Regions from separate parts of the Homo sapiens genome. Here region 1 is linked to region 2. A link is an interaction called in ENCODE POLR2A ChIA-PET data of the cell type or tissue named here. Cell type or tissue: MCF 10A. All regions are shown on one strand. Links, peaks and the distances in the headings refer to the core of each region. The heading gives the core; the rest is flanking DNA.

Evidence for each region. Peaks named below come from ENCODE experiments on the same cell type or tissue, not always from the same donor. Only the 100,000 strongest peaks of a DNase experiment are listed, where the experiment ranks them.
Region 1: POLR2A ChIA-PET joins it to region 2 with 6 read pairs; 1 of 35 experiments calls an interaction of 5 or more read pairs at or near these places.

Annotation. Positions count from the first base shown.
Region 1 is chr10:107,652,424-107,655,345 of GRCh38, reverse strand. No RefSeq gene overlaps it. Among named protein-coding and RNA genes, the nearest start is that of LINC01435, 420 kb to the left of the region's middle. In MCF 10A, for the core only: no CTCF peak of the experiment used is centred there; a DNase peak (open chromatin) is centred at 1,185.
Region 2 is chr10:109,060,807-109,063,728 of GRCh38, reverse strand. No RefSeq gene overlaps it. Among named protein-coding and RNA genes, the nearest start is that of LINC02661, 350 kb to the right of the region's middle. In MCF 10A, for the core only: no CTCF peak of the experiment used is centred there; a DNase peak (open chromatin) is centred at 1,148.

The DNA of each region.
Region 1 (2,922 bases), core at 136-2,635, 1.4 Mb after region 2:
AAATGATTCCAGGCTCTACATCCCACCATCTGCTTAAAACCTTCCTTGTCATCTGGTCCCCTCTGCTGCAGATGTCTCTAGCTTCTTTCCTCCTCTTGAGTAGCCTGTGTAGATTCGCAATCAAATTCCAGACAGCCTCCTTTGCTCTGACCTGGCATAACCCTAAGAGGTAGCTTCTCATATGAATTATTGGGCTCCACCTGATCATATCCATCCTTGCCATTTTATCTTTATTTGCCTAACACGTATTAGACATTTACTTAAGTCAGACACTGGTTAGTTCTTCTCCTGCATTAAATCCATTTACTTTTCAAAAAGATGCCATATGGTAGCTCATATCATTGTCCTTATTTTACAGAGAGTAACATAAAGTTTTAGAGAGATAAAATATATCTAAGATAGCTCAGAAACTAGGGGGCCAAGATGGGAATTAAAGCCAGAATATGGAACCTATTTTCTTATGACCCACACTGTGTTGGGCAGTGCTACAGACCAAGACAAAAGCACCTAAAACTGATTGCATTTCCTGTGTATGAGGAGTCATGAGCCTGTTTCCCCAGTTGTTACATGTTTGGATGTGGTTTGTCCCCAACGAAACTCATGTTGAAATTTGACCCCCAATGTAGCAGAGTTGAGAGGTGGGCCTAGTGAGAGGTATCTGGGTCATGAAGGTGGATTTTCTATGAATAGATGAAGACCTTTCTCCTAAAGGGGTAAGTTCTTCCTCCAGAGGAATGGATTCATTTGCAAGAGAACGAGTTGTTAAAAAAGAATCTGAGGCCAGGTGCGGTGGTTCACGCCTGTAATCCCAGCAATTTAGAAGGAAGAGGCAGGAGGATCACTTGAGGTCAGGAGTTCGAGACCAGCCTGGCCATCAACGTGAAAGCCCGTCTCTACTAAAAATACAAAAATTAGCCAGGTGTGGTGGTGGGCACCTGTAATCCCAGCCGCTTGGAAGTCTGAGGCAGGAGAATTGCTTGAACCCAGGAGGCGGTGGTTGCAGTGAGCTGAGATCATGCCATTGCACTCTAGCCTGGGTGACAAGAGCGAAATTCCATCTCAAAAAAAAAAAAAAAAGAAAAAGAAAAGAATCTGGCCTCCTTGGTTTTTGCTCTCTTGCTTCCTTTCTTGCCATGTGATCTCTTTACACACAGCAACTCCACTTTCACTTTCTGCCGTGAATTGAAGCAGCCTGAGGCTCTCACTAGATCGGCTGTGCAATCTTAAACTTTCCAGCCACCAGAATCACAAGGCAAGCAAACCTCTGTTCTTTATAAATTACCCAGTCTTGGGTATTCTGTTACAGCAGTATAAGCTAGACTACGACATTTGTCTAAGAGTGGTCTCCCTACTTAGGTTTAAGTTTCTTGTGTGCAGAGGCAATTTAAAGGCACAGATCGAGTTTTCAAATATTTGTCTCATGGGACCTATGCCATATGTCAGCTTTCATCACCATCAAAGAAAAGCTGCCACTACGGAGTGTGTGTGTATGTGTGTGTGTGTTTTCTACTCAGCTTCAAGCTGGATTGCCTAGTATAAGGAGATTTAGAGTTGTTTCTCTGAGATTTAGACTAACTAGCAATGATTAGCCATCATCAAAGCCTAGGTTTTATTCTGGAGCAATTATCACTGTTACAAGCAGGAAATGTGATTATATGGCTTATTGTTTTCTTCTGATGATTAATTTATTTGGGACATTTGATGCTGCTGCTGCTGATGATAATGATAATTTGGCATTATCAATAATAATAATAGTAATTATTATTTGGCCCTGCCAAAAACCTCTAAATTCCTGCTCCTTTTTAAATGGAACACCATGTAGTGAAAAACATGGCATCTGTCATTTTCACTGAAAAAAATAAAAATCTGTCCTTTTAAGCCATCTCAATTGAAGGCAGAATTTAATAACATGCTTTTCCTGACTGCTGGGTAATTGAAAAAGAAATAAAAATAAAAAACTTTTAAAACTCTAATAAGTAAGAAAGGCATACTTCTTTATCTCTACACAGACCCCAGCCTTCTCAATGAGGTGATCTGAAAACCACTCAGGCCACTATGCTCTAAGGTAGCCAAGATGGATGAGAAAAAGAAACCAAGGATGGCTCTGAGCCACATCCTAAAATCAAGATTGTCATCTGCCCTTAGCACCCTGTTAGCTAATTTCTATGTCTGGGACAAGGCCATTAGAATTACCTGTATCCCCCTCTCCTAGCACAAACACACAGGCACACACTGTTCCAGTTACCTATCACTGCTACTTGAAATTTTAGTAGCGTAAAATAACAACCACTTCATTAGAGCTCACATCTTTGTGGATCAAGAATTTAGGCAGGCATTGGCTGAGAGATTCTTCTGTTCCATGTGGCATTGACAAAAGTCACTTCTGGTATACGGCTGGCAGACAGAGTGGCCTAGAGAGTCCACAATGGCTTCACTCATAGGCCTGACACCTTTCTGAGGATGGCTGGAAAGTTGGGTTCAGCTACACCTGTGGTCAGGAGACCCTACATGAGACCTTTCCAGCTTGGAAGCATCAGAGTAGACAGACTTGTTATGTCGTGGCTCATGGCCCTAAGGATGACTCTGTCAGTGAACAAGGAAGTCATTGTATGTTTTATGTGGCTTACACATGAAAGTTACATAATGCCCCTCTGCCATACCCAATTGGTAAAAGCTAATATAAATACATCCATAGTTCGGGGTATAGATCTCACCTCTTAATGGAAGGAATATTGAGGAATGTGTGTCCATGTTTTGAAATTGCCACAATTATGTACACACAATCTTTTTCATTTCAAATTCCAAGATCTGGGTATGAGCAGGAAAAATGTCCCAGCTGAAAGGAGTCAAAGTTCATATCTTTCTTCTTTCTCCATCTTGCCTTCATAATTGACTTCTTTCTATCTGTCTCAGTTTCCATAA
Region 2 (2,922 bases), core at 103-2,602:
TAGTCTCCAGACCTAGAACAGTGGCTGTTACTCTCTTTTGCTTATGGAAACTTTTTAGGATTCCTGAGGAAGTTGTGGATCTTCTCCCCAGAGCAACATATTTGTGCATTTGTGTAGGGGTGTGTGTGTGTGTGTGTGTGTGTGTGTGTGTGTGTGAGAGAGAGAGAGAGAGAGACAGAGAGAGAGAGAGAGGAGGGCTTACTTGCATTTGATAAATCTTTTCCATATGACTTTAGGCAATTGCTAGGTTCCTTAAGTCCTGCCATGGACTCTATGACAAGGACTCTTCATTGCCTAAGTGTTATTTCCAAGTCTCCTGAAGATTCAGGCTAAAGGGTTTGGAACTTTCCTAGACCTACAAACATGTTATTAAAAGGGATAGCTGGAGAAGGTATTAAAAATCAGGTGGTATCGGCTGGATGATTGCTTGAGGACAAGAGTTCAAGACCTGTCTGGGAAACATAGGGGACCACTGTCTCTAAAAAAGAAAAAAAAAAGCCAGACATGGTGGTTCGTACCTGTAGTCCCAGCTACTCAGGAGGGAGACTGAGGTAGTAGGATTGATTGAGCCTAGAAGATCAAGGCTGCGGTGAGCTGTGTTCACACCAGTGCACTCCAGCCTGAGCAACAGAGTGAGACCCTGTCTCAGGCAGTTCCTTGTCTCTCTCCCTTTTCGTACACACACACACACACACACACATACACACTCACACAATATGGGTATAAACATTTTTTTAAATGTAGAAACTCAGTGTTCAGCACATCTTGCCTCAACAGTAAACTACCTACAGACAATTAAATAATTGGCTTTGTTATGTTGGGATGCTTTCACCCATAACGTTAACAGTTGCTTATCTTATTTAAGGGAAGGAAGTGCTTTATCTAGGATAAAATTATTTTGATAGTGTTAAAAGACAAACTTTAGAAAATTTAGCAGAATTTATCTGAGCAAAGAATATCTCATGAATCAGGCAGCACTGAGAACCAGGAGAGGTTCAGAAAGCTGTACCCAGCATCATGGGTAGGCAGTATTTATAGACAGAAAAAAAAAGTAATTACAGAAACAGCTTGACTGATTACAGCTGAGCCTTGGCCTTATTTGGGCATGGTGTAGTGAGTCATTTGCCTTATGTGGACATGGTCTGATGAGTTAGCAGGCTGTGACTGGCTGAGGCTCAGCTGCTGTGATTAAGACACAGCCACTTCTTACAATAACATACACTCAACTTAGGATGCAATGTGTTATTAGGAAATGAAAGCATGAGGTCAGTCTCATGCCAAATTTATTTTAACAGTTATGTGAGAGACAGCTATCAGTGTGTTTTAAAGCTCTCTACTTACAAAAGAGAATAATTAATGCTTTTCTCTCTTCAAGAAACAAACTTTAAAAAAAATGAGGCGTAACAGAAAAAAAAATAAATGCTCTACCATTGATGACAAGAGGAAACCATTTAAACCCAGAAAACACAAACAACTTGACAAGCACTAAGTAGTTGATGGGTTGAACTTCGTGCTTGAACTTGTGTGCCACCAGCTCAGAGTGTGGATCATGTACTGTGCTCTTGAACATCACAGAGTTTGTACCCTCTGTATCCCACCTAGTTCAAGCGACATTTGATCACTAAAAGCAACCTTAACTCCATCAAATGAACTGAAGATTAGCCCCAAGCCAACAGAATCCTGAGCTTTGTAACAAGGTATCTTGAGTTCTTAATCTCAAGATAAAGTAAATTAACTATATTTCTACTGTTTATCTTTAAGTTGAGGAAAAACCATTTACAGTCCTGTTGAATAATGACATTTCTGTCAACAATGGACCACATCATGATAGTGGTCCTGTAGCATTATAATACTGTATTTTTTTCCTGTAACTTTTCAATGTTTGGATACAGAAATACCACTGTGTTACAGTTGCCTACTACTGTATTTACTACAGTAAAGTGCTGTACAGGTTTTTAGCCTAGGAGCAATAGGCTTTACCACATAGCCAAGGTGTGTAGTAGGCTATACCATCTAGGTTTGTGTAAGTACTAATGCAGGATATTTTCTTGACCCCTCCAATGGACTCATGACAGGGGTGCCTTGTTTACTCAGCCCTCCCTGCTCAACCCCTTGCAGGAGGGAATGTACAAGCTAACGAGTGAGGGAGCCAGAGTGAGTGACCACAGGAACTGGCCAGTGGTCCAGCAGGAGCAACCTCTGTTCACTCAGGTCCTCCAGTCTCCACCCCTTGCAGGAGGGAGTGTGAGAGCATAGGAGTGCAAAAACCAGCTGACTGCTTCAGCACCAGCACAACTCTGTGAGGCCCCGTGGCAGCATCCAGGTGGGGGTGCCTGCCACCCCAAGGCCCCAGAGGGTGTGTTACAATGCTCTCTTAGCTCCACCATCCACAGACAGCAGTATGTTATCAGCTCAGTGGGCCTTTTGCCTCATCATGTGGGGTGGCTGCCCTCTACCAGCGAGGGCAAAGGGCCAGTGTGACAGCCTTTTGGGTCACCTGCACGTGGTGCATCCCAAATGCTTGTCTGGTGCCCAAGAGGAATGAGGTCACATGGCCAAACCGAAGGATGATGAATGTAGAAAACTTTATTGCATGATAAAATCAGCTCTTGGCTGGCTGCGGTGGCTCACACTTGTAATCCCAGCACTTTGGGAGGCCGAGGTGGGTGGATCACGAGGTCAGGAGTTCGAGACCAACCTGACCAATATGGTGAAACCCCATCTCTACTAAAAATACAACAATTAGCCAGGCATGGTGGCGCATGCCTGTAGTATCAGCTACTCAGGAGGCTGAGGCAGGAGAATCACTTGAACCTGGTAGGTAGAGGTTGCAGTAGGCCGAGATCACACCACTGTACTCCAGCCTGGGTGACAGAGCGAGACTGTAGCAGCTCTCAGTGGAAAGGGGAGCTGGAAAGTGGA